4 separate regions of the Homo sapiens genome follow, and all the other regions are linked to region 4. A link is a contact called in ENCODE Hi-C or POLR2A ChIA-PET data. All regions are on one chromosome and are shown on one strand. The core of a region is the stretch at or near the end of the contact, and the rest is flanking DNA. Distances in the headings are between cores, read along the strand shown.

Region 1 (6,706 bases), core at 3,237-5,736, 220 kb after region 4:
GCTTGCCCTGCTCTTGTCGGGAGAAGACAGGAGGAAAACGCAAACTGAGGATTAGAACTGAACTGGCCCGCATCCTTCAAAAATGGCCAGACTGAGAAAGCAAAGCTGAGGAGGATGAAGTGCCATCAAAAAGCCGTGTGTAGTCCGGGGTCCGCTCCCAGGCCAGTGCGGAGGCTGCCACAGACGGAGCTGAAACAACTGGCTAAGAAATGAATTCGATCAGCTGAGCGCTTGGCTCGCGCCTGTAATCCCAGCAGTCTAGGAGGCCAAGGCAGGAGGATGGCTTGGTTCCCAGGAGCTCAAGACCGGCCTGGACAACATGTTGAAACCCCATCTCTACAAAAAATAAATAAATTAGCTGGGTGTAGTGGTACGTGCCTGTGGTCCCAGCTACTCAGGAGGCTGAGGCAGGAGAATCACTTGAGCCCAGGAGTTCAAGGCTGCAGTGAGCTATGATGGATCACACCACTGCACTCCAGCCTGGGGAACACAGCAAGACGCTATTTTTCTTTTTTTTAAGAAAAAAAAAGGAAACAAATTAGAACACAGGACTGAATCAATGTTATATTTCCTAATTTTGATAAATGTACTGTGGTTATGTAAGAGAAAGTCCTTGTTCTCAAACTCTATAGACTCAAGTATTCATGCAAAATCACTAAGTCAGCAGGGCCACGCTCCCTCTGGAGGCCCTGGGGCAAATCCATTCCGGCCTCTTCCAGTTTCTGGTGGCCGTGGGCACGCCTCGGTGTTCCTTGGCCTGTGGCCACATCACTCCCAGCTCTGCCTCAGTCTTCACATGGCCTTCTCTTCTGTCTGACTCAAAGCTCCTCTGCTTCTCACTCATAAGGACACCCGTGATTACATCTAGGGCTCACTCAAATAATCCAAGATAAGCTCTCCCTCTCAACAACCTTAACCTGGCTGGGTGCAGTGGCTCACACCTGTAATCCAGCACTTTGGGGCTGAGGCAGGCAAATGGCTTGAGTCCAGGAGTTCAAGACCAGCCTGAGTTACATAGGGAGACCCCTGACTTTACAAAAAAATTTAACAATTAGCTGGGTGTGGTGGCGCAGGTCTGTAGTTCTAGATACTTGGGAGGCTGAGGTGGGAGGATGGCTTGAGCCCAAGAGGTCGAGGCTGCAGCGACCCATGATTGCACCACTGTACTCCAGCCTGGATGACAGAGCGAGACTTTGTTTGGGGTGGGGGGGGGGACCTAATCACATCTTTCACCACATGAGGTAATATTCACAGGTTCCAGAAAATATGATGTGGCTAATCTTTTGGGGGGCCAACGGTCAGCCTGCTACATCATTTTAAAGAACTGATAAGATTATATCACATCAAATACAGGAAGATTCCACATCATTTACCAATATTCTAATACACCGAGAGAATATTTAGACAAATTCATTCTTCCTCAGTGTTCATGACAGGAGAGATTGTAACTACGTTTATTATCTAATTTTTCAGCCAAATATTTAAGAATCAAATGAAATTCAACCTCAAGAAGGTGTAAGAGACGTACACCTCATGAAGGTGTAAGAGACGTACACCTCATGAAGGTGTAAGAGACGTACACCTCATGAAGGTGTAAGAGACGTACACCTCATGAAGGTGTAAGAGACGTACACCTCATGAAGCTGTAAGAGACGTACACCTCATGAAGGTGTAAGAGACGTACACCTCATGAAGGTGTAAGAGACGTACACCTCATGAAGGTGTAAGAGACGTACACCTCATGAAGGTGTAAGAGAACTAGAAATGTTGAACCACACACACAGAATTGGTCCTCGATACCGCACCACCGGCCTTCCCTACACTCCCCGCAGCACTCGAGAACTCACCCACAGCGCGAGGTGCCCCTGAACTGTCACCTGCCAGGGACAGCAGCGGCATGAGGAATGCACACAGCACGCACGCACTCTAGCAGGGCAGTGTGAGGACGGAACGAGAGCCGCGGCCCCGCAACTTTCTGCCATGAGGCCCAGACAGCACCAGTGTTTCCACAACTCAGGCACTCTGCTCTTTATTTAGTTTCAGGTGACTCTAAAAGATGCTCTTTTCCTAGGAGTTATCGATCTGAATAAAAAAATAAAGCGAGACACTCCACTGCCAGCATTTGGAGGTGGTGTTTTGCTGACTGACACTAACTGGCCTCCGCAGAACACGTGGCAGGTGCTAAAGAGAAGATGCCAAACCAACCCCTCCCTCCATGAGCCTGGACTCCAGTGCGCCAGGCCCCTCACCTCTGTCAAACCCATGCATGCCTTGAAGCCCCGTCCTGAGTGGCTGTCTCCCCTGTATTGACAATGAGCCTCACGGGCTCCCTCTCCTCTTCCGCCTGTGTGTTTGCTGTTGTCTCCTGGTGAAAACCAAATGCCAGCTGAACACGAAGGCCACATTTCAAAGCCCATCTGCTGGGTCTAGAGAGGGTCCATGTAACCTGTTCACAGACGAGCCCAGCACATACGTGCGACGTGGGATTTTATACGCGGATCTTTGCCTCGGCACGCAGGACCACTTGCAAAGGAGCTGTATTTCTCCTCTGTCACTAACTAAATCCCCTGGGATGCAGCATACAAGATGCAATATGTCACTCATTGGCTGATCTAACAATTTATCTAACAAACAGGGAGCCCTGAGTATTTTCTAGGCATGGTTCTGAGTTTTTGTCTGTTTGTTTGTTTTTTGAGACAGAGTCTCACTCTGTTGCCCAGGCTGAAGTGCAGTGGCTCAATCTTGGCTCACTGCAACCTCTGCCACCTGGGTTCAAGCGATTCTCCTGCCTCTCCTGAGTAGCTGGAATTACAGGCACCTGCCACTGCGCCCAGCTAATTTTGTATTTTTAGTAAAGATGGGATTTCACCATCTTGGCCAGGCTGGTCTTGAACTCCTGGCCTCATGATCCACCTACCTGGGCCTCCCAAAGTGCTGGGATTACAGGCTTGAGCCACCGTGCCCTGCTGATTCTGAGTATTTTAACAAACCCCCTTCAGAGGCACAGCACCATCATCCTGTCATTCTCTTCTAGGATTCCAGTTAGAACGGAATAAGTCAACAAGAAAGAAAGGGGGTTCTAGACTTGAGATGGGGCTGAGGTGAGACAATGAACAGGGAGTCTGAGGTGCAGGGCTGGAGTTCTGGTGAGAAGATGTGCCTGGAGGAAGAGAGCAGGAGCCTGGCAGTCTGAGGTCCTGCACAGAAGAGCCAGCAGGCTGAGGAGGGCAAGAGGAAAAACAAGTAACTGTGACCCACTTGGGGGTCTTGGCCCTGACCGAGAACTGGAGGTTCCTCTCCAGGACAGGGACCATGGGGGCTCCATCCCTCTCTCTGGACTCTGGGGGAGGTCTTCCTCTCCAGGACAGGGACCATGGGGCTCCCTCCGCCTCTCTGGGCTCTGGGGAACCGTGGAGAGGACACCTCACCCAGCCTGGGAGTGGAATTGTTAACCCTGCCTCTTGAGATGCTGGAAGAATTGGGAAGAAGAGAAAGCAGAGAAAGGAAGGCTGTGTAACTGACAAGATCTGGGCATACTTGAGGCAGAACTTTGAATGACAACAGCTAAACTGAGCTTCAAATAAATACATAAATATTAATTCTGAAGACACTTCAACTCCTTACAGCTATAAACTATTTATGGTTTACTTTTTCACAACCTGCCTTTTTCAAAACAGGATTTAAGTTAGTAAATAAGCTATTCTCAGAATAATAAAAATTTAAAGTTTGCAGGCTCAAAAAATAAGCTAAGAGAAACAAAAAGGGAGGGAAAAATGACAGAAATTCTTAAGTTTAAATGCATTCAAACGGGCCTGTAAAGGCATCTTACTATTCCTGAGCCGAGTAAAAAGGAAACGAAAACTTAGAGTAACATGATTAACCACCACCCCCCAAAAATCTTTTCTACGAGGTGAGGAATGAGGAGAACGTGGCTGTGCGGAAGCCTCTTTCCTCCCGCCCTGTGCCTGAGCCAGCCGACTGCCCTCCAGGAAGTGAGCCTAGCCGTCAATTCACAAAAGACCTGCCTTTCTTTTTTTGTTTTTGGAGATGGGAGTCTCACTCTGTCACCCAGGCTGGAGTGCAGTGGCACAATCTCGGCTCACTGCAACCTCCACCTCTGGGGTTCAGGCCATTCTCTGCAACTTCCGCCTCCCGAGTTCAGGCAATTCTCCTGCCTCAGCCTCCCGAGTAGCTGGGATTACAGGTAGCCGCTGCGCCCGGCAGAGACCTGCCTTTCATGCAGAGGAAAGAAAGGGGATAAGGAGTAATCAATAATGGACAGTGTGAATAATCAGAAGAAGCAGAGGCCACTTCTTGTGAAGAGCGAGAGAAATGCCCTGGAAGAGAAACGAAGCCACTGTTGGAATAAAACAAACACAAACATCGCCCCCACCCCACACAGCAGTGAAAGCCACTGGCTTGTCGGGCATGGACAGCAGAGGGCTGCGATGACACACACAGACAGAGAGCATCTCTGGAGGGCCCCAATCCACGCACACTGAGGAGTCACTGAACCGGAAAGATCGCAAGTGACTCAACACCACGATACTGCAATCCCAGGGCGCCGCTCCTTCCACCTTCTTCATGCATTATTTAAAAACCCAAGAACCAACAAACAACTGCACAATCTGAAGTTAGAAAACGTGAATGGGTGACTGTCTATTCTGAGTCAGGCGTTGCTCTGGCTCAAGTATAAACAGGCATAACCACTGCTTTCCTTTCTTAATTTTTATCTTGAAATAATTTTAGATATTCAGCAATGTTGCAAAGCTAGTACACATGGCCTTAACCCAACATGCCCGACCATTAGGTCTTACATAACAATAGTATAATTAACGAGACCAGAAACTCATTTGTACAATACTATTTGTTTGTTTTTTGTAGAGAAAGGGTTTTGCCATGTTGCCCAGGCTGGTCTCGAACTCCTGGGCTCAAGCCATCTGCCTGCCTCAGCCTCCCAAACTGCTGGGATTATAGGCATGAGCCACCACACCCAACCTGTGGTTGTCCCTGTCTACAGGACACTAAATTTCCCCTGCTGATTCTTCTTCCTTTCGCCATCCACCCATATGTCAAAAGGTCCTTCTCCTTCCTTTTTGTCTTTTTCTGCTGCAAACTTGTACCTATAATTTTCTGTCAACTACCTACAACCCAAGGTGGACAGAGCCTTGTGGTAGTGGGGAGATGGAGAACATCAGGAATTCCATGTTGGATTGGGTGTTACCTCTTTTTACGATTTTCAAGTTGGAGTATATTGTGTCTTTCACACTGAGGACATGGCTTTTACAAAGTTTACTTTTCTCCTTCTTGTTCTTCTACATTATTCTGGAGGAAATACTTTGGAGACAGGAACCTAAGACACAACCATTTCATCAGCTACCTGGAAGTCCCCATCCCTTATTTTCTAGAAGACTAGAGACCAGTGAGCAATACTGATATCAATCCTGCTACCACGATCATCGCAACAACACACCATACAGTTGAAGACAATGATGGAGTAGGAATCATATCCTGTGAAAGAATAAAGGAGTAGATCTTTCTTGGGGTTTATTTTGTTATTCTTTTGTAAGGTAGAAAGGATTAAGGATTTAGGAACAGTTTCCAAAGAAAATGACATCAACAGCAAGACTCGATGCATGAATAGAATTTAACAAGTTGAGGAAGAGAAAACTGCCCAGCAAACGCCTGAAAAGGTGGAACACACTGAAATGTCAGCAGTCAGGCTGCAGTCTGGTGAGAGGGAAGGTGGGAGGTGAGGCTGGAGTCTGGTGGGAGGTGAGGCTGGAGTCTGGTGGGAGGGAAGGTGGGAGGTGAGGCTGTGGTAGAGAGCAGGGACCAGATCAAAAGCAATTTTTCCTCCCAGGTAAAGAGTTTAGACTTTGTACTGGGGCCAACGAAAAGCTGTTAAAATGCTTTAAGCAGGCCAAAATCCCTCTCAAATGAAACCTAGAATGTCTCCAGAGTGGAGAGCAAGTGCCAAGTTTAGGAATTACTGTTCAGTTTTTGGGTTACACTTTCTTTACTGCACTTCAAAGACATGGAGAAGAGTTATGACAGCTGAAGAGCATAGAATTGAAGCATAGATTGTGTCTCTCAGAGCACACTGTCAAAGGCAAACGTTAACATGGCAGTTAAAAAAGAGGTATATTCACTGCTAAAGATGAGAAAATGATTATTTTTCTTATCACAATAAGAGCTCATCACAATAAACAACCAAAAGAACAACATGGCATAATGCAACAGCGTGCCCCTGAGAGCAGCCTTCCCGCCCTCCCAGGTCCACTGGCACGAGGCAGTACCTGCTCAGGAGGTGGGAACCGAAGTCCCTCACCTTTCTATATGTTTGGGTTTCCGGGATCTACCTGAAACTGATTATTAAAATACAGCTCTCCCCCACACGGGTGACTTTATGTCAGATGAGGCGGCACTAGGTAAAGGCCACCAGGCTGCAAATCAGGATGCCTGGTCCCGCTGTGCCCTGGCTAGCGATGAGCCCTGCACCTCCCTGACTCTGTTCTCCATGAAATACACAGGGACAGAGCCTGAGGCCACTGAGGCCTGCCCGGTTCTGCTGCAGTGGGGACCGCAGTTCAGCCACCACGCAGGCTTCCAGGCCTGGAGAAGCAGCCACCCTGCTACTTTACTTTTGGTTGCAGTTAATTAGCTAATGCTCCACCTCAAAATCCAACTGTATGCAGTATTCCGA
Region 2 (6,989 bases), core at 7-2,506, 190 kb before region 4:
AAGAAACTGAGGCACTGAGAAAAGGCAGGCCCAGGGGGCTGCCCAGAGCCACGGCCTCCACACTGGTTGCTGTCTGAATAGGACTCGGGGGAAGAGAAGGTGCTGCTTGGAGTGGTCACCCCAGGACAGCAGTGTAAACTAGGCTGCAGGGCCCCCTGGGTCTCCTCACCCTGAGAACGGCACCTTCCAAACTAAGGCCCCTGGAGCTGCTCCGGTTGCCCACCCTACAGGCGGTTTCTGGGTTTTTAGGCTACGGTACTTTCTCACGCTCATGCTCAGTTCCCCAGGGGAGAGTACAGCGAGGGGTACTGGCCTCATTAGCAGGGTACGGCAGCCTCCCTGGCCGGGAAGAGAGTTGGTGTTTTATTTTTAAGTCTTCCACTTACTCAAAGGAGCCCCGTAAATGGCTGGGAGTGGCACACAGGTCACAAGAGAAACCCAGGGGAAGTCGGGGGAGAGACAGAAAGTACGGCTGCACGGTGCTCTGGCGGGGCCCCTCCAGATCCTGGGGACAGGGAGGAGAGATGTTCCCAGAGCAGCAAGGCAGGGATGGCCAGCCCCCGAAGGACGGGGGGAGCTGACACCTCCTGCCTTGGAGCCCCCACATGAGCATCTGGCTATGGCAGAGCCTGAGTCAGCGCATGACATGCGGCTGCCACTCTGTCTAGGAATGACAGCTGCCTCTCCTCACCTGCTGTTCCAGGACACTGACTCCTCATACAGAGAGGCCACGACTGTACAGGGCAGATCCTGGAAATCTAGGCCAGGCAGGAGCTTCACCACACAAGGGGCCGGTGCGGGGACGGGGAGGAGAGGAGGTGGCGGCCAGCACTGCAGGGCCCGGCCAACTGTGACCTGCTGTTGGACGGGGATGACCTATACGGGGCACGTCCGAGCTGTGTGGAAAGTGCAGGGGACAGAGCACGGCCTGGTCTGTACCTCCTACCTGGCAGCCCGGCCATTTACAACGGCCCTGAGCCTGCCCCATGGGCAGGCAGTCCCAGTGGCTGGCCCCCTCCAGTCCCCGCCCGCCGCTGAGCCACCGGCTGCGTGCTTAGCTGGGTGCCATGGCGACAGCACTATGGAAACACCCAGCTGAAAGCATTTAAGACCCACAGAATGCTCCCACTTAGTCACCCTGGGCTGAACAGCCCCGTGATCAGAGAAGACAAAAGTGATCAGAACACATCTCTCCTCTCCGCAGCATGCGGTGACTCAGAGTGGGGGAGGGGCATTCCAGAAAAAACCAAGGCGGCTTTGGTTTACCTCATCCGCCACGGCTGCTGCAGCTTTCCCACGTTCTTTAACCCCCCAGGTCCCCTGCAGCATATGAATGAGAACGTAATTCTTGGCCTTCAGCTGTCACCATGGGTAACACTTACTCGAAAGGATGCGGCTGCGGACCGGTCAGCTGTGGTGTGTGGGGTGAGAATCAGGTGCCCCAAGTAGCACATGGTCACTGGCCACCTGCAGGCTGCAGCCAGTGGCTGCTCTAAAACCCACTGACCAGGCCTCCCAGGCTGATGGGCACGGTACCCAGGCAGAGGAGGGAGGGCAGCATGGCAGGTGGTTAAAAGGAGATGGGAGGACCCTTAAATCTCACGCTGAACACACGTGCTCTGAGCAAGACCCGGGCTGGGCTGAGCAGAGGGTAAGCCGCACCCTCTGGCCCCGGTGGCAGGTGGAAGAGCTGGTCATTCCGCTCCCCAAGGAAGGCATTACAGGAAGATCCTCAGGAAGGGAACAGTGCCACTTTGGCAGGATCAGGGATCCATGAGCCCTGACGGTCCCCATTTTCCTGGGAAAAAGGCCCAGAGCTTTCAGCAGATTGGCAAGGGGTGCCCAGGAACAACAGGTCCCAACAGACCCACAGCTTGGTATTGGGATGGACAGTCTGGTGAGCACATGCCCACGGGCACAGGAGACAGCAGGTCGCTTCTGTCCACACCAGTGGGCTAGACACACAAACAGGCTAGAGGATCACAGACCAAGCTGTCCCCAAGAGCCAGCAAAGGGTTGGCAAGATGCAGGAGAAGTGGGGGCTAAGATGTTCGAGTGGCCCAGCCCTGAGGCTTGGGGAAGCAGAGTGCCCGACCCCTGGCTGCCCTGGCCCCGGGGACACTGAGGGTCCCTGTGTCAGCTGCGGATGCAGAAGCCCTGAGAGGGCTCCGTGGCTCCTGGCTCCTCACACTCCTGTTTTTCCTGGTCAGGACCCCTCAGAGATGTTACTCCAGAGAAACATGGCCACACGGCTGTCCTCACGGGGGTGGTGGGGGGGAGGGGTTGTCCACAGACAGCCTTAGCCTGAAGAGCTTTGTGAAAACGAGGATGGGCTTCACACCCCCCGCACGTCGCCAGACTCCACGCTGGCGATCACCGGCCCTGCTATTATCTTCTCTGAAGATCTGAACGAGGGTGCTTTGTCTCTGCTGTGTTAATTATACACCCTTTAAATAGCACGCATCTCTCCCCTTTCTCAGACCTCAATCCAGGCTATAGGCCTCGCACACCCAGAGATGGGGGGCAGCCGGAGGGGGGATCCTGGGGGCACCAATGCCCCCCACCAGCCCCCTGCATTACAGTGAGCAGAGCACCAGTGCCGCTTCCCAGGACCCCCACGATGATCCTGCCGGTGCTACGGAGCCCCCATGGTCTCTGGGAGGCAGCATCCCCAGGGATGCGGGGCCATCTCTCCCTCCTCACTCACGACCGGCCAGCGAGGGCTGCACCTGCCTCACCTCCCTCCTCCCCCATCATCTCAGAAAGGGAACAGGGGAAGGTAACCCAGCAGAAACCCTGGCTCTCCTTGTAGCCCCGGGCATCTCTGTCCAGAAAAGCCCCAGGAGGTGGTGAGTGGACAGGGCAATGCTACCCTCCTCTGCAGCAGGAGTTTCAGGCCGCTGAGGAAGCCTCCAGAGCTGGCTGAGCAGGGTCGTCCCAGGGCCAGCAAGTCGAGCCCATGCCCAGTGCGATTCTGAGCAGGGGCCCGGCTGCCCCACCCTCAGTGCACATGGGTTAGGAAGGACAAGTTGCATCCAGCGGGCCGGGGCTCCCTCCTCACACTCAGGTCCTCGTGCCCACAGCCCAGCCCAGCCCAGCCCAGCCCAGCCCAGCCCAGCCCAGCCCAGCCCAGGGAGTGGGTGGGCCACTCGCCTCCCACCCTGGGTTCCAGATGCAGGATGGGGCATGTGGACACGTCCCCCGGGCCCTGCTCCCTGCCCCCGAGCGGTGGGCACAGGCTGGGCTCTGCTCTCAGCCCCATTCCGGGCCCTGTGGACACAGCCACACCCCTCTGTTCTAAGGAGGAGCTGGACCAGGCTGTGACCACGCCCCGCGGACACACTGATAAACCCACAGAGAAGGTGTCCCCTGCCCCAGCATGTCCACCGTGCCCCGCGTGGTGTGGAGAACATTCCCTCCAGGCAGACGGGCACGTCTGTCAGCACCTGGCCCAGCAAATGTGGCAACGACCACGGTCCTGGGGAGTGAAGGTGCCGCTGCCCAAGGCCGTCAGGGCGGTGCTCCGGGCCGGGCCCCTTACGTAAAGCTCTCCCGTCCTAGTTAACAAACACCCCAAATGCTTCCTAGCCCCAGTGCCCTGACCTATAACTAAAATTACTTCTTTTCATGGAAATCCCAAAACACCATCTCAATTACAAGCAGTTCTTGAACAACAGGAGGCCCCCGGGCCCAGCCCCGCTCAAGGGCACCCTGGCAGGCAGACAGAGAAATCCACTCTGCCTGCCTCTCTGGGGCAGGGCCTGGCCAACCTCACGCCCACCCCTCCCTGCAGCCCCACCTCTGCCCCCAGGGCCTGGTGTGGTGTGTCCCTGTTTCAGCTCAGGCTGAAGGCCTGGCCGCTGCCACACAATGAGCCCGGCAGTGGAGGCGGGCAGTGCGCATCGGGGGCCTCGGCCTCGTAGGCACCCTGGAGCATGAAGCCGCCCCTCACACGTGCCATGGGCCCAGCCTCGCTGCCCAGCAGCCTCACAGCTCCCAGGAGCCTGGTGCTCCGCATACATGCAGCTCAGGTGGGGTGCAGCTGGCGCCAGGTTTCTGAGCCCACTGGAGACCCCGGCAATCACTTCGAGACACCCAGCTCTTGGGTCGCTGAGGGAACCCACATCTGACAATGACACAGCATGCTACACCCCCAAAGACCAGAGTCAGGCACCAGCCACCACCTCCCCTTCATCAGCGGCAGCTGAGGTGGGGGGCCCTGTAGATGGGGGCGCCCGTCCAGCCCGTGGAGCTGCCTGAACAGCCTCCACCTGCATGCACCACCCACATGGCTGCACCACCAGCCAGGCCCCGGCCAGCTCTAGGCTGCCAGGTGAGGGACATGCAGGGCCAGAGACCCCAGAGGCACTAAAGGGTCTCCAAGGGAAAGGCCTCTGTGGCAGGGGCAGCTTGGGAACCGCAGGGAGGCATCTGCTTCTCTGCTACTCACGCCCCTGGCTGGACACTGGCTTCAGGCCACCCTTGCGTGGGGTCACTTCCACTTCCGGCAGTCCGGCAGCCCCCTCCTGCCCGCTCAAGAAAGCAGCCCCAGGAGCCCGAATGGGCCAGACTCCTGCCCTGCACTCCAACGACGTGTGGGCACACCTGCCTCTCTCAGGGTCTTCAGGATTGGGGACAACTGCTATGGTCGCCAGTGACCCCACAGGGCATACACTGGAGACAGCTAGAAGAGCTGGGGGCAGGCAGGTCCAGGGACCGAGGCAGGGATCTCAAGGGGGCACCGTGAACTATACTCTCTGCGTAGACACCCCCGGGCTGCCCCCAGCATAGGGTGCAGCTGCTGGGCTGGTCTGTAGAACAGCTGGGAAGCAACCAACCGCTTTAGGAATGGAGAGGCCGGTGAAGAGGTCTCTGCTTCCCCCAAGAGTACTTCCAGCAGGCCCTTTCCCTGCAACCAGCAGGACTTCGCTGACAACCTAGGCCCCAGGACAGTAGACCCCGCGAGGCAAGCCAGGAGTTAGGGACAGCTAGGAGGCCTGTGGGGTGGGGTGGGGTGGGGTGGGGCCACATAAATGGGGGTGGGGTGCACTGGAGGGACGGGGCCTCCTGCACCAAGGGGTGGGGCCACACAAGCAAGGGCAGGGCCTCCTGCACCACACAAGTCGGGGCACACAAGTGGGGGCGGGTCCACACAAGTGGGGGCGGGGTGGAATGCACTGGAGGGGCGGGGCTGCACATGAGTAGGCGGGGCCAGCCAGCCCAGTTCCCCAGCCCAGGGTGCTTCCTCTCTTCAGAAGTGGAGAGGACATGCAACAGCTGGGCCCCCAGCGGCCACACCCTAAAGTAGAAGTCCCACAGAGCCCGCTGGCCGGGTTTGCAAAGGCAATGGGAACCAGCAGGAACAGCCCTGGGTGGGGCAAGGGGCCTGGAGCAGCGAGGCCGGCAGCACATCCCAGCCAGGCAGCCACATGGCACTCACCCCAGGATGGTGGCCGCAGCCTCCCCGCAGCTCGGGGGGCGCGTACGCAGCCACATACCAAGTGCCCCACCCCCTCAAACTCCGATGTGGGGCTGGGGATGCTGACGGCTCCGAGGCCTGGCCTCCTGGGCTTCCAGGCCACTGGGGAGCAGAAAGCACACCGGGGTGTGGCTCCCTCTGTTTCCCACCCCAAAATGTTGTTTCGAAACCACTTAGCACTTACTAGCTATCTGCTGCGTGACCAGCTTGTGCTTGGCACCAAGTGGGACGCAGGAGAAATGAGACCTAGCCCTTCCTGAAGAAACTCGGTGACTTGGGAAAAACCACAAAAATAAAACACCTGTGTGGTTAAGAGTTGAAGCCCCGTCTCCCATTGACAGAGGAAGGAGGCGGATGGGGAGGAGCAGAGGCGGAGGTCCGTCCAGGAGAGCCCCCACGCAGGCACCGTGAGAAGGTTGATGTCGGCTCATCCTGGCTCTACAGCCCTTCCCGTCAGTGCTCAGAAGAGGGAGAAAGCCAGGATATTCCCCCTCACAAATGGGGAAACTGAGGCTCAGAGAAGCTCTGGGGCTTGCTGCGGCCACATGACCCATAAGGGACAGAGCCAGATCCAAGCCTAAGCCTGACACCAGGGCCTTGAGGCTGTGCCCAGGTGGGGACAGTCCAGCCTGGGGCCACCCACAGGTCCCCTGGTGAGTGGGGAGGAGCAGCTGCAAGTTCTAGAGAAAGGAGGCTGCTCAGCCAGGGCTGGGGAGCCACAGCAGGGCCCCTGGGACCTGGGAAGAAAGACCAGCACCACACATCTCCCAGGAGGGGCCCTGGGAGGCCGAGAAGATGAGGCTCGCCAAGCGTCTCTGTACCGGGTGGCAGAGGCCTTTCCAAGGGGGCTGCTGGGCCACCCTCACCTCACACCCACTGCAACCTCCACCTACCATGCGCTTCGGGGCCCTGCCTGCCCTCTCCGCCCACATGGTCCCCGCCCAGACCCACTCACAGGTGCTAGGGGGACCATTTGCCTCGGCAACTAGCAGCCACAGATGGGAATGCTGCCCTCATTCCTGACCCTGCCGGGCTCCGGGGTCTGGCCCATCAGGACGCAGACAGCCTGTAAGGCCACGACCCCCTCCCTCTCCCCCTCCGCCTGCCCTCCTGCGGACGAGGGGGGCTTTGTGACGACTGTGGCAGCCGTTGGGAAACAGGTGCTGTGGCTTACTCCCAAAACTGGGTCACCTGGCTTACCACGAAAGGGCACTCAAGGGGCCCCAGGACGGGCCCAGCCACCAGCCACCTTAGTTCTGTTGCCAAATGGTTCAGTCAGCCCCTGGGGCACCCAGCAGCGGCCCCTTGCCCAGACCGTGGACCACAGCACTGAGGCAGGGCCAAGGCCCCTCGAGTCACCGCCAGGTCCAGCCCCCTGTGGCTGCGAATCAGGTGACCCTTGGGCCAGTCAACGAAGGGTCCACCGAGGCACTGGAGGTGGCTCACAGCCCCCATGAGAAGAACAGATGGGACCTGCCTCCAGGGCCCCTGAGGCACCAACATGGTCCCC
Region 3 (6,521 bases), core at 531-3,030, 250 kb after region 4:
GCCCACCTCGGCCTCCCAAAGTGCTAGGATTACAGGCGCGAGCCACTGCGCCCAGCCAAGTTGTACACTTTAAAATGGTGAACTTGACGTTATGTGCTTCGTATGTCCATTTTAAAAAAATCTCCATTATGTGTCATACCAACAAGTAAATCGCGGACATTTGGGAGGGAGCTGTACAGAAGCCCTTGTGAACACCCAAATTCATGAACACCACTGTGACATATGGTTTCCCCTGCAAAATGAAATCAAGTACCGCAGACACTTTGAAGTGGCCGTCCCCCTCCAATCTGTTATTGATCGTTTCCCCCTTGATCAGCACTTTCCAATTTGGCTGGAGCAGGATTTTACAACTCTTCCTAGTTGCATATGGCGAGCATACGGTGGGTTCCTCATCGTCACCTCCAAATTTAGCTTTCCATTCTTTAACACATCACACCTTCCACTTTCTGACTTAGAAGCAGCACTTCCATCCCTCGCCTGGCACCTGCCTGTCCTTCAGAGCCATCTCCGCATCGCTCTGTATCACGGTCCCCAAGTTAACTCAGGAAACACACATGGCACGTGAGATCTGTGAAACGACAACAGCTGAGCTACAGTTTTAGTCCCCAGCCTGACGGTGGGGGGTCCTCATTTGCAATTTGTCATACACACAGACAACTCCCTTGTTAAAGGGAACATGATGATGAGAGATAATATCCTCGAGAGGCCTGTTAAGGACAGAGTTAAGCCCCTACTTCTCTCTAAAAGTATTACACTTCAAGTAGGTCAATTAATAGAGGAAGAGTCAGGAATGCAGTTATCCCCGCAAGAGGATAAAACCAGAGATAAGGCAGGATGGGGAGGGGCTTAAGGCAGCAAGACTCCTGGGCAGAATGTTCTGGGAGGGGCCTCCACCACCTCAACCATGAGGGAGAGGAAGGGATAAGGGACAGAAAGGGATGGGAAGTAAGGATCTGATGACCAACCACCATGGCCTCCCTGGTGCAAATGCTTTATATACTTTTATTCTGTCCATTAACTCTCATTTGCATGTACAAATTTTAAAAGTTTAAATAGTAATTTGTCCAGAGTTACATTTCTAAGAAGTGGCAAAGCCAGAACTAAACCAGTTCGCATTCTTTCCACAGTTAAGCTCTCCCCACCCCACCCCTCAGTGCACTGGTAGAAAGGAGACCACATTTCCCAGGGAGCTCCCCTACCAGTGAGAGGGGCGCTCCCGCCCAGAAAGGGAAGGAGCGGTGAGCCCAGCACGACTCTGCGGACCTACGAGGCAGAAGGGAGGAGGCGGACTCCACCAATCTTCCCTAGGCAGTGTTTAAACAGGCTGCGGCCCATGCTGCAACCCACTCTAGTCAACACGCGTGCTCTTCAATCCCAAATGGGCTCTCTAGTGAATCCCCTAGGTGGCCTCGGAGAGCAAGAGTCCAACACAGGGCTGGCCAGCAGGGGTCCCCTCTGGGACCAGCTCTAATGGACTGAAACCCTGAGGAGTCTAGTCACAACAGGCTGCCATCCTCCAGGAGGCTGCAGAACCATGCCTTTCTTTCATTCTTCTTTCTGTAATGTCTTTGGTGTGCCTAAAAGAATTTATAGGTCATGTCACTAAGGTATTCGGAGGGATAGCAGTAGGTGACAACACCTTTATGCTCTGGTGCAATTGGTCTAAAGAGTCCGGAATAAACTGCTTCGCATAATCTAAGCTTGCTTCCAGGAAGCTGCTTCCAATACCATGGCCTCTGGGGACAGGGCAAGGCAGGAAGTGCGTGGGCAGGGCTGACTACGAAGGCTTCTGGCTGAAGAGCATGAATCAGAGTTCTCACTGAACACGGCACGCACGTGGAAAAGCTTTCAGGCGAGAAGCACTAGAAAGGAGGGAAGACGAAGTGGGAGAGCACTGCTGAGGCCAAGGCAAAAATATAAGTAAAAACATTGATCATAGGAACAGTTCTTAACTTTCTGGGCAGTAAGCAGTTAAGTGAAACTGTCAAAGCACCACAGTTAACCCCAAGACCACCAGAAGATATTGTCTGTACCGTCCTGCAAATTTAATGAGTACACAGGCAAAGTGCTTCACACCAGGTACTGAATTATGCAAGCTGTGAGCCATCCACCCACAGTTCTGCCTTTGCCCATGAGTCCTCACTGGCAGCTTGTCACAGAAACTCAAGGTGGATGAAGCCCAACCTTAGGACCCACAGAGAAGAAAGTCAGGTGAGTTTGGGCAGGAGGAGGGAGGGCTGGCGGCAGGGCAGACAGCAAGACGGGATGGATGATGGAATGGTAATGGCATCAGGGCCGCACGCCAAGGGATGCTGCCAATCGCAATTATAGGGCCATTTTCACCAGCTGAACTGGACTGTCAATTTGGAACTAATGTCGCAACGTGAATGCCCCAAGCAGGAGTCACAGCGAGTAACGGTCCACCTTGGGCTGTTCCATGAATAGCTTTGGAGCACCTCCAGGTGTGGAGTACTGTCCTAGGGCAACTTAGCTGCTTCTTCCCCGATTATCCATATCTGAGCCTGAAAATCCTAAGAAAAGGTAGAACCCACTGATTTATGCGTCTTGACTGCATCTGTATTAGCCCATTTTCATGCTGCTGATAAAGACATAACCAAGACTGGGCAATTTACAAAAGAAAGAGGTTTAATAGACTTATAGTTCCACATGGCTGTGAAGGTCTCACAATCATGGCGGAAGGTAAGGAGGCGCAAGTCACATCTTACATGGATGGTGGCAGGCAAGAGAGAGCTCGTGCAGGGACGTGAGACTTGTTCACTACGGACAACAGCACAGGAAAGACCCGCCCCTATGATTCGATTACCTCCCACTGGGTTCCCCCTATGGCACGTGGGAATTGTGGGAGTGACAATTCAAGATGAGATCTGGGTGGGGACACAGCCAAGCCATATCAGCATCCATCTATAAAATTCATTCCAAAACATTTGGGGGTGGGGGGCACAAGGAAGCGAGTGACTTGTGCTGATACCAATTGCTTTGCCCACAAAGCAGAGGCCTGTCTAATCATCCCAGGGGAAAGAAGACAAGTGGATCTTAGAAGCCATCCATGCAGTGCTCCCCAAAGCCAACCCGGCTGCCTGACTAGGCGCCTCCCACCACACCTAGCAGTGTGAGCACTCAATACCAAGGGTTTCACAGTTTGTCACACATGGCCACATGACACTCCCTGTGAGGTGGACAGGTCAAGCAGCAGCCCCATTCAGGGACAAGGAGAAGATGCCTGGATTCCAATTATCCTCACTCCAAACCCCTAAACAACATGGAATTACACATAAACATTCAGTTCTGCAAATAACACTTGTGCCTAAAATCCAAAAGACACACCTGTTAAGTAGAACCAAAACTGCCCACCACTGGCCTTCTCAACCCCCTTGCTCCCCAAACCCCCTCCTCCCAACAGGAGGTATAGTCATCAGCTTCGGTTCATTCAAAGCATCTCATAAAAGCACACAAACAACTCTATTATCAATACCACGAAAGGATGACTGTCATTTACATTAAAATGCAATAACAATTTCTACTGGGCTAATGGACCAGATCTTGGGAGCTGTTTTGTTCTCTCCTTGAACATACTCTGCTTGGGGTTAGGCACTATAAAAAACATGTTTATCTAATGGCAAAACCAACTTTCATCCCTTAACCACAAATTAACTGTGACACATCTGAGAAGCACGGTGAACTGAAGGGAAGCTGACATTCAAAATCTGTTCACTGTAATCCACAAACCAGGGCTGTGCATGGATAAGTAAGAACTGTCCACCACATGGAAACTGACTCAACCTGACCGCTCAGCTCCCTGGAAGCCCCACGGCCGCCACACAGGACTTGCTGCCTTCACTACTCGCAGACCTGGACAAGATGAGAATGAGCTCCTACAACAACGTGGCTCCATGACTGAGGAGCGCCTTCCGCCTCCTCCCCTAGACACACCTGCCCGACGGACAGACTTGGTCAGTGGAGGCACCGCCATGCTGTTTCATCTTCCTTAGTAAATGATAGATATTCCCATAGAAACTTATTTTTAAGGCACCAGAAGAATTAAAGCTCACCCCAAGTAAAGAGGTGTGGCCTCTGCTTCTGGTGTTGTCCACTCTCTCTGGGGAAAGAAGGACACAGAGAGCGAGGCCCCTCCTGCTTGTCTTTTTCCACAGGCTCCAGCTCCTAACTTCCATCCTGTACTAAACTGCCAGTAGCCCCAATTTGTTAGAAAAATTCTCTAAAAAGATAAATTCTTCACTGTATGGTCCCAGCTTTATAATAATCTCCTACTCCCATTTCCCAATAAAACTTTCATTTGAGACTTATGATGGAATGAGTGAGGTTTTACTGCAGAATTTTCCACTGAAACAACGGTCGGCATTTTCCTCCAATCTCTGGCAGAACACAAATTTATACACCTACAAGGTAATAAGGCAAAGCCTTAAATTTAATCAGAAGAAACATTTCATCAGTGGCAAACTGATAAATTATTTAGAAAAGGGCTCAATGGGCCTAAGCAAGGAAATACGGGCCAGATAGTGGCTGGCAGCCTTCAGAAAAAAATATAATCACCATGGTTTCTCTCAATTCCTTTTGAACTGGAATCACCTATATCAAAAGCTAGAAAAATGAAGAACAAGTCCAAGCGTTCCAGCACCAGCAAGGAAATCATCAGAGGCTTCCAGACACCATTCTGGTGCAGCCGACGGGGGTTCCGGGGTTGGCTTTCTGCACCTCCTGGATGGACGCTACCGTTGAGAAAACAGGCATTTCCTACTCTGCTCCCATCCATGCCAGCGTGGAGGCAACGACTCCGACAAACTTTAATGAAAATAATCTCATTTTCATTAAATGACCCAAGGTTTTCCACTCTTGCAATAAAGACACAGAGAAAGAGAAAACCAGATATATGGGTCTTTCCACTGAAGGTCTGGGAAATTTAATAACGCCCCCATTGTTTTATTGCAGATGGCACATCAACCTCTCTTTATTACTGCAGAAACTCAAGAGCCCTGTAGAGTGCAATCAAGTGGTGCGTGTTTAGCCTTGCAATGTTTCAAAGGACCCTGATTTACAGTCAGGAACCAGGCCCCTTGCACACAAACATCTGAGTTTGCTAAGTGCCTCCTGTTTCATGCAAACTCTAGAAGGCAGCATGAGGTCTGCCCCACACTGAGAGCCACGCTATCTATGCCAGGCCTCCCTCCCTCTGTCCTGTAACCCACGGAAAGCTGTGAGGAGCAGTGTGCCACGCGCACCGGGGCAAGTGCTATTATTACCCAGTGCATATGGCACAGCCCCACGCTCACACCTGGGAGCCGGTCAGAGGTATCCTGTGACATCCGTTACCTTAGGCTAATTTCTAAAATAGATGAGGCCCGCTCATGGATAGTAGCAGGAAATTTTTAAACATTTTTATTGTACTAAAAAATGAATGCAATGGTGTTGGCATTCGAAAAGCAAATATTAGGTGTCCATTGTTGTGGTTTTGCTTCCTGAATGGGGACAAAAGATCCCACTCTGTGTGCAAGAACAGCTTCCTTCTAGGCTGCAGCGGATACTTTATTCCAGATTCCACTTTATAAACCAGCCCAGATGGGATCCCGCCTGCGCTGGTACCTTTTCCGAAGCATCCTGTAATCTTAACACATTCTCCATCTCACCAGCCCTTCAAACGATCTCTTACTCAGAGAATTATTTTGCACATCCATTCTTGAAATCTGGCCAACTTTAACAAATTTTCCCAGACTACAGATCATTCAGAGGACTGCACCCCTTTGCACCTGTGCTCGCTGTCCGAATACAACTGTGCCACTGTCATGGGCAGGGAATCCTCCATCCTGTACTGAGTCTACACTGTCATCTTTCTGGCTGTCATCACTGACCTACATGTAAAGGTCACCTTCCCTACATCATGATGCCGCTTCTCAATGCCATGGAGAGATCTGCTCGTAGACAGAAATTTAGATTAAAAATAACAGATGCCACTTTAGAAGATTCCATTTCCTGTCAGCTAGCATCAACTAGCTGATATCTACCAAGCGAAACTAATAATAAAGCCAGCAGTAAATCAACTCTTAGCACTCAAAAAAAACAATTGTAAATCAGAGCAAATGGAATACACATACAATATCTTGAAATATTAAACACATGTATTCTGAAAGGCTATATTTCCTTATCTAATAATTCTTGGAAAAGAAGAAACTAGTTTTAATAGCAGAGACTCATTCTAGAAAGAACACAATTGGTAGATCTGAATTTATTGGGTTACATTCTTTTTTAAACAAAGGTATCTAGTAAAACGCAAAGGTACAAAGCCAAACCCAGGAGATGGCCAGAAGTAGCCAGAAAGGCATTCCTCTGAATTCCCATAGTGTTGGTTAACGACATGCCATGTGCCAACACGGCCATGTCTTCTAATACTGCCACTCTGCCCCACACTCCTGCAAGTGCCCGTCTCACCATGCTGAGACCCTAGGGTACCTTCAAAGTCTTCAAAGAAGCTATTATCTATGGAAAAC
Region 4 (6,210 bases), core at 3,548-6,047:
ACTGCGAGGAGGGTGCAGGCTGGTGGCTGCTCAAGCCTCACCCACAATGTGGGGGCCACAGACGCGGACACCCGGGGTCTAGGTCAGGGCTCCACAGGACACTCCAGGTAAGGACCCTGGCAATGTGCAGGGCGGGGTGGGGGTGTGTGTGAGATGTATTAGCTGCTACTTTCATCTAACTTTTTTTTTTTTTTTTTGAGACAGAGTCTCGCTCTGTCGCCCAGGCTGGAGTGCAGCAGCGCGATCCCGGCTCACTGCAAGCTCTGCCTCCTGGGTTCATGCCATTCTCCTGCCTTAGCCTCCTGAGGAGCTGGGACTACAGGTGCCCACCACCACGCCCAGCTAATTTTTTTTTTTTTTTTTGTATTTTTAGTAGAGACGGGTTTCACCGTGTTAGGCAGGATGGTCTTGATCTCCTGACCTCGTGATCCACCTGCCTTGGCCTCCCAAAGTGCTGGGATTACCGGCATGCGCCACTGCGCCTGGCCACTTTCATCTAATTTTTAAAAACAGATTTTTATTACAGTTGGCCCTCTACATCCATGGATTCAACCAACCGCAGATCGAAAATATTTGAAAACAAAACAAAAAGTAATACACATAAAAAAAAAAACAAGAGAGCATAACCACTGTTGACACACTGTGCTGGGTTTGGCATTATAAGGAAACTAGAGAAGATGCAAGCACGATGGGGGATGTGTGTGGGGGATGCACAGCTGTCACGCCTTTCCTAGCAGGACTGAGCGTCGTGGGCCCTGGGCCCTTGAGTCCCCCACGCGTACCGAGGGCCAACGCTATTGTTGTCGACCTTCGTGCAGACTTCCACTTATATCAAAGTCGAAATACTGTTTGCGACTCAACAGGGGAAAAAAAAATCTAATTTTTGCCAGTCTTTTTAGTGACAGTGGATTTTATAACTATGTACTAGTAAAAAGTATGACGCTGTGATCACGGAACTGCTGTCTTTATTTCACGTCTTTCCCTGGTTTGGCCACAATCTTCTCTCAGGCTCCGTTGTATGAACTGTCCTGTTGTAAAATCTGCCAGTCCCCAAAACAGACCGCAGAGAACTTCCCATCGGATTCGAGTCCACCAGGAAGGAGGTGGGGCTGCCTGGGTCCTGCCCGGCAGGGAGTCAGGGACCGGGGATGTTGAGCTTAGAAAGGGCCCCTGCTGGCACTCACAGAACTCCCTGTAAGCACGGAGAACCTATTTTCATGTCTAGACTAAAAGTAATAAAAGATCATAATGAATGGTTTTAGAAGTTATTGTTCAGAGCCCAATGGCCACAGCTTTCCAAATAGCATACACGGCGGGGAAATTTACTCAGAGCTCTGGCTGACTCTGAATCCCAGAAGCTCCCCGGCTGTCGGAGCAGTTCAGAGAAGACAGAGTCTTCCTGCAGGTGACAGCTGCCAGCCGCCACCCCAAGGCTGAGGGGTTGGCAGAGCGGGTTACGCCCTCTGATGTGCTCACCCAGTCTGTGATGGCCAAGACCCTCTGCCATCCTGGGGAACCAGTGCCCCAGGCCGAGGGCTTCCGCAGCGGCCCCTTTCCTGTGACCCCTCCTGACCCCTCAGGGGCTGCACCCACAACTCGGTGTGGCTGTTACGAGAATCACGCTGACCAGCCGCTCCGCCCTCCCTCCTCCTGGGCCGGCCGGAGCCGTGGGCCCTGCAGCTGCCCACAGGGAAGACGCAGCACCTCCCGGGCCGGGTGGGCGGTGCGTCTGCATCGTTTTCTCAGCATATTCAGTACCCCTACGAGACAAACATCATAATGGCCTTTAGTTAAGGACTTTTGTCCTAAAAACATAATCCTGTAGCATTGGAAAACTGTTGTTCATTTTCTCACCACCGTCTTCTGACAAGAGTAACTCCAGTTTCTGGGTTGTGAAGCCTTTTCCTTCCAAACCTACACAGTTCCTTTGGCAAAAACCCTGCCTAGCTTTTCTTTTGGTTGAGCGAGCACCAGGCTTTTTTTCTGCAAAGGCAGAAACCAATACCTTCTCTGCCCTGAAACCCAGACCTCGAGGCCTGGCCGGAACTCACTACTGGGGGTCTCTGGAGCTGCACGCGGGGCTTGTAAGGACTCTTTCAGCTTCTCGATGCCTTGGAAAAAAGGAAGGAAACTGTAGTTCTAGGTACCCAAGAAGGTGAGGTGGGAGGATTGCTTGAGCCCAAGAGTTCGAGGCCAGCCTGGGCAACACAGCGAAACCCCGTCTTTAAGAAACATTAAAAAATAAACCAAGGGAGAAGCAGTTGCTATGGCCCGTCCTGTGAACACCAATGATGCCGCAGTGCAGCCGGCCGCAATGTGTGCGGCTGAGAGGCCTGGGCAGGCCTGGGGTGCAGGGGCCGCCACTGTTCTGTGGCCTCCCAGGAGCCGGGCAGTGCCCCAGTTTCTGGGCTCGGGTCTCCGGGCTCCTCTTTCCTCCAAAGGCAGTAGTTCTGGCTCCCAGATTCGGAACGAAGTAGAGGGGTCAGGACTTGACACCAGCTCTCCCGCAGAATCCCGTGTTCAGGTGTGGAGAGCACAGGCGGCCTGCGGGGCTTCTGGCTCTGCCGCTGGCCAGGGCCCCCAGCTCCTCCTCTGGGTGAGCAGGGCGCTTGCCACAGCTGCACCAGGGCCGGCTCCAGGCTCCGCAGGGCTGTGTTCCTTTCTCGCCCTCCCCTCCCTTGCATTAGTCCATCCTGGATCCATTTCTATGGTAACTCATTTTCAAAACCGTAAAAAATGTCACCGTATCTAGCAGAGTCGTGAAAACTGGTCCCATCTAGCCCAGGCCTCTGATCTGCGTTCCTGCCAGCGCTCTCGGGATGAGGCTGTTTCTGCGGGAAGAGCCTTCTCAGGCCACCAGAGTCCCGAGCAGAATTAACTCCCGCCTCGCCTCTCAGCACGGGTGTGCTTGGACTCTGGCCGAGACGCAGGGTTTCGGGAGGGAAGGCGGGTGGAGCACACAGCAGCGTGGTCCCCCATGGGACTGCACTCTAGCTGGGAGCTGGGGCTGGACGGATGAGCGTGGGAGTGACATGGTGTGGGGCCACATGCATGGGTGTCTGGGGGTGAGGAGGGCACCTCAGGCTGGGTCCCGGGACATGTGGACACAGGCCACAGACCGTCTCCAGCCATCCTTCCATCCTGAGCAGCTCCACGGCCACTTGTGGCCGTCAGGAACACAGATAAGTGCAGAGGGCAGACGCATGGGCTGGGGGCCGGGACAGGTGAGGCCTGTGTCCACACATCCATGCGTTAGCAAGAAACAACTTTATAGGACTGTGGTGGTAAAAATGGCGACATCATGCTTTGATGTACTGGGTCAGGCACCTACATGGGGATCCTGGCGGTGGGCCAGGCAACCTCCCGGCAAGACCACCTGGCTCTGAGCTGCACGGATGGCAGAGGGGCCGGGCCAGGGGCCAGCCAGGGGTGCTGCGGGCAGGTGCAGTGGAGCGGCTGCTGCTGAGACGGGGGGCAGGAGGCTGAAGGAAGGCCTTGAATGTCAGACAATGGTTTGGCCTCTACAGAAAATGCGGTTTTAACGAAGGCTTCACCTGGAGGGTGGTGAGGAGCTGGTGTGAAAGAGGGCCTGCCCAGTTGTGGTCTGCAGAGAGCAAGACCCAGGGCAACGAGGCCTGGTGGGATGGGGGCACTGGAAATAGGAGGGATTGAGGTAGGGGATTCTTGTGGATGTCAGGCCAGACGAAGGGCTGAGTGAGAAACAAGCAGGATGGAGACATCAAAGAAGATTCTAGAACCTGACACAGTGCTGAGACCTGGGTTCCCATTTAGTTTCACAAACATTTATCCTGCCCCACCAGGGCCAGGCACTGCTGGGGGAACCTGGGCTCCATCAGCGATCAAAGGAAGCCAAGTACCAGCCAAGGGGCTTCATTGCCACGGGGAAGAAAGGAAACACGTGACTGAGGGTGTAAGAATGCAAGTGCTCTGGGGAAGGCAGAGCAGGGAGGGCGCTGGGGGCGGGGCTTCTGGGGGGCCAGGAAAGATGGGGAGGCGCTGGGGCAGGGCTTCTGGGGCACCAGGAAAGATGGGGAGACATGGACTCTCCAGGTTGCCATGGTTCTGAAAGCCTCTGCAATCTTCACTGAAAGGACTAAAGAGATTGCTGTTCTTTGGCTGAAATGAAAGAAGAAATTGGCTGGAAACAGGGAAGTGCTGTGCACAATGGGATTCTGTGTAAGTTATGACTTCTAAACACTTAGGTAAGCACGGTGGTTTCCAGGTGGTGTGAGTGACACCTCACTGAATATGAATGAGGCTGGCTTTGCAGGGGCGACTTTGTTTTCTTTCCTTCCTAAACTCCAGCTCATTGTGAAACTCTTTCCTGTCAAATTTCCTAAGATTTGAATGATATACGAATAAAACTCAGTTTTCTCCAGTAAAAAAAAAAAAGTCAGGAATCACATTGTATAAGAAGGATGGTGGAATGGGGAGTCCAGCTCCTTCGAGAAGACAGAAAAGAAAGAACCGGCAGAGGAGAAAACTCATGGAGGCCAAGCCCCTGTGTCCGGGCCCCAGGCTGCTGTGTGCTTCCCGTCTGGGTGGCCCTCAAATGAAACTGCGATTCTTCGCCCTGTACTCCACCGAGACCAGTACCGAGGATAACAACGGCATTCACTCATCACAGACAAGAGCTAAGTTTCACACAGGAGTTGGGCGGGGCCTCCGCAGTCCCTCTTGCCTGTGGACAGCACCCAGGGCCTCAGGCATGGCACGCGCACAGCAAACAGCAGCCTCAGCAAGTTCAGCCACCTGGAAACTCCACAGCTGTGAACTTTCTGTAGCCTTCGCCAGCAGAAGGGGAGATGCCCATGTGGTATCCAAATGCCCAGGGGGAAAGGGAGGTGCTGTGGGCGTGGGGACCTGCAGACGGAAGCTCTCAATGGTGCCATGGTGACCCAGCGCCACACTGCCTGGCTTGAGCTTCCTGGATCAACAAAAGGTGCGGTTCTGCACACTTGCAGGCCAGGTGCAACTTTTTATTTTGATTCTTACTTGATGGCCAGATACGTGTGAGTGGAGGGACGAGAGTGAACCGAGAACCCCATGGAGCATGGGCCAGGTAGGGTGGCGGGGCCACCAGGCCCTTGGCAGACGGTCACCAGGTGAGCACCGAGGGGTGATGCTGCTGTCGCTTCCTGTGAAAGAAGAAGGCCAGTCGAGCACAGTGGCTCATGCCTGTAATCCCAGCACTTTGGGAGGCTGAGGCGCGCAGATCACCCGAGGTTGGAAGTTCGAGACCAGCCTGACCAACTTGGAGAAACTTTGTCTCTACTAAAAGTACAAAATTAGCCAGGTGTGGTGGCATGCGCCTGTAATCCCAGCTACTTGGGAGGCTGAGGCAGGAGAATTGCTTGAACCCGGGAGGCAGTGAGCAGAGATCGCGCCATTAAACCCTAGCTGGAGTGACAAGAGGAAAACTCCATCTCAGAAAAAAAAGGAAGGCCACAGTGAGCACACGGCCCCAGGAGGGCCACAGTGGAAGCAGGGAGACCCGGGAGAGAGCTGCGACCACCAGGCCAGAGCTGCTGGCTCAGGTGGCTGCGAGGCGGGGAGGAGACGGCCACAGATGCCCGGCTGAGAGAAGGATGTGTTGGGGCACAAAGAGGAGTCCCCGACTCCTGGCCAGGAGTCAACCTGAGTAAACGCCGGTCCCCTTGGCTGCAGAGGGAGGACGCCCACTTCTGCAGGGAGGGGTGGGAGATGCCCAGAGCCGATGGTACTGGCTTCGACACAGGTGGCATTGGGTTTGCCTGTTCTGTACTTTTGTGCCCCAGCATGCACAGTGGGGGCACTGTCAAAATATCTGTCCAATCCGTGGGAGAATCCCAAGCCCTCTGACTCACAGGAGTATCCTTGGAGGCCAGGGTGCGGGCAGGGTGTGCCCTACTGTCAGGCTCTCTGAGCTGAACTCAGCCTTGTTTTTCTATGGCCTGTGTATGGTTCTTATACTTTTTAAGTGGTTGAAAAAAAAATCAAAGGAACAATATTTTGTGATGTGAAGTTACGCAAAATTCAAACTTCAGTCCACACGGTTACATAGCAACATGGCCAAGTTCATTCACCTACACGCGGTCTCTGGCTACTTTTGCACCACACTGGCAGTGTTGGGGAAGTGCCAAGGGGCAGTCCCACCTGCAAAGCTCTTTCACAGGAAGAGTTTGCAGACTCCTGCTCTAACCTACACGT

What was found. A loop is a pair of places that touch in the nucleus more often than their neighbours do. ChIA-PET counts read pairs that join two places held with the same protein, here RNA polymerase II (POLR2A). Pooled maps may share reads with other maps.
Region 1: a map of IMR-90 shows a loop between it and region 4 (2.1-fold over the local background). The contact joins two enhancer-like sites. A Hi-C loop is called at or near these places in 4 of 168 maps with a recorded cell type or tissue (CD4-positive, alpha-beta T cell, CD4-positive, alpha-beta memory T cell, IMR-90 and 1 more) and 11 of 50 pooled maps. POLR2A ChIA-PET finds 5 or more read pairs at or near these places in 4 of 52 experiments (Panc1, activated CD4-positive, alpha-beta T cell, activated CD8-positive, alpha-beta T cell and 1 more).
Region 2: a map of chondrocyte shows a loop between it and region 4 (2.5-fold over the local background). The contact joins two enhancer-like sites. A Hi-C loop is called at or near these places in 3 of 168 maps with a recorded cell type or tissue (CD8-positive, alpha-beta T cell, chondrocyte and psoas muscle) and 4 of 50 pooled maps.
Region 3: a loop to region 4 is called in a pooled map, with 2.8 times the contacts of the local background. The contact joins two enhancer-like sites. A Hi-C loop is called at or near these places in 3 of 168 maps with a recorded cell type or tissue (CD4-positive, alpha-beta T cell, CD4-positive, alpha-beta memory T cell and naive thymus-derived CD4-positive, alpha-beta T cell) and 10 of 50 pooled maps. POLR2A ChIA-PET finds 5 or more read pairs at or near these places in 4 of 52 experiments (CD4-positive, alpha-beta memory T cell, HCT116, activated CD4-positive, alpha-beta T cell and 1 more).

Annotation. Positions count from the first base shown.
Region 1 is chr17:80,676,616-80,683,321 of GRCh38, reverse strand. The region is part of intron 3 of RPTOR (regulatory associated protein of MTOR complex 1); the gene reads right to left. Among named protein-coding and RNA genes, the nearest start is that of RPTOR, 140 kb to the right of the region's middle. RefSeq lists enhancers at 6,059-6,583, 6,584-6,706. Within about 2 kb of position 4,486, at least 5 of the 41 ENCODE cell types and tissues checked have a DNase peak (open chromatin) inside an H3K27ac peak, as active enhancers do.
Region 2 is chr17:81,089,223-81,096,211 of GRCh38, reverse strand. All of the region lies in intron 6 of BAIAP2 (BAR/IMD domain containing adaptor protein 2), which reads right to left. Among named protein-coding and RNA genes, the nearest start is that of MIR657, 33 kb to the left of the region's middle. RefSeq lists enhancers at 1-471, 1,089-1,383, 2,254-3,144, 5,980-6,481. Within about 2 kb of position 1,256, at least 11 of the 41 ENCODE cell types and tissues checked have a DNase peak (open chromatin) inside an H3K27ac peak, as active enhancers do.
Region 3 is chr17:80,645,135-80,651,655 of GRCh38, reverse strand. The region is part of intron 3 of RPTOR (regulatory associated protein of MTOR complex 1); the gene reads right to left. Among named protein-coding and RNA genes, the nearest start is that of RPTOR, 100 kb to the right of the region's middle. Within about 2 kb of position 1,780, at least 10 of the 41 ENCODE cell types and tissues checked have a DNase peak (open chromatin) inside an H3K27ac peak, as active enhancers do.
Region 4 is chr17:80,899,583-80,905,792 of GRCh38, reverse strand. The region is part of intron 20 of RPTOR (regulatory associated protein of MTOR complex 1); the gene reads right to left. Among named protein-coding and RNA genes, the nearest start is that of CHMP6, 89 kb to the left of the region's middle. Within about 2 kb of position 4,797, at least 11 of the 41 ENCODE cell types and tissues checked have a DNase peak (open chromatin) inside an H3K27ac peak, as active enhancers do.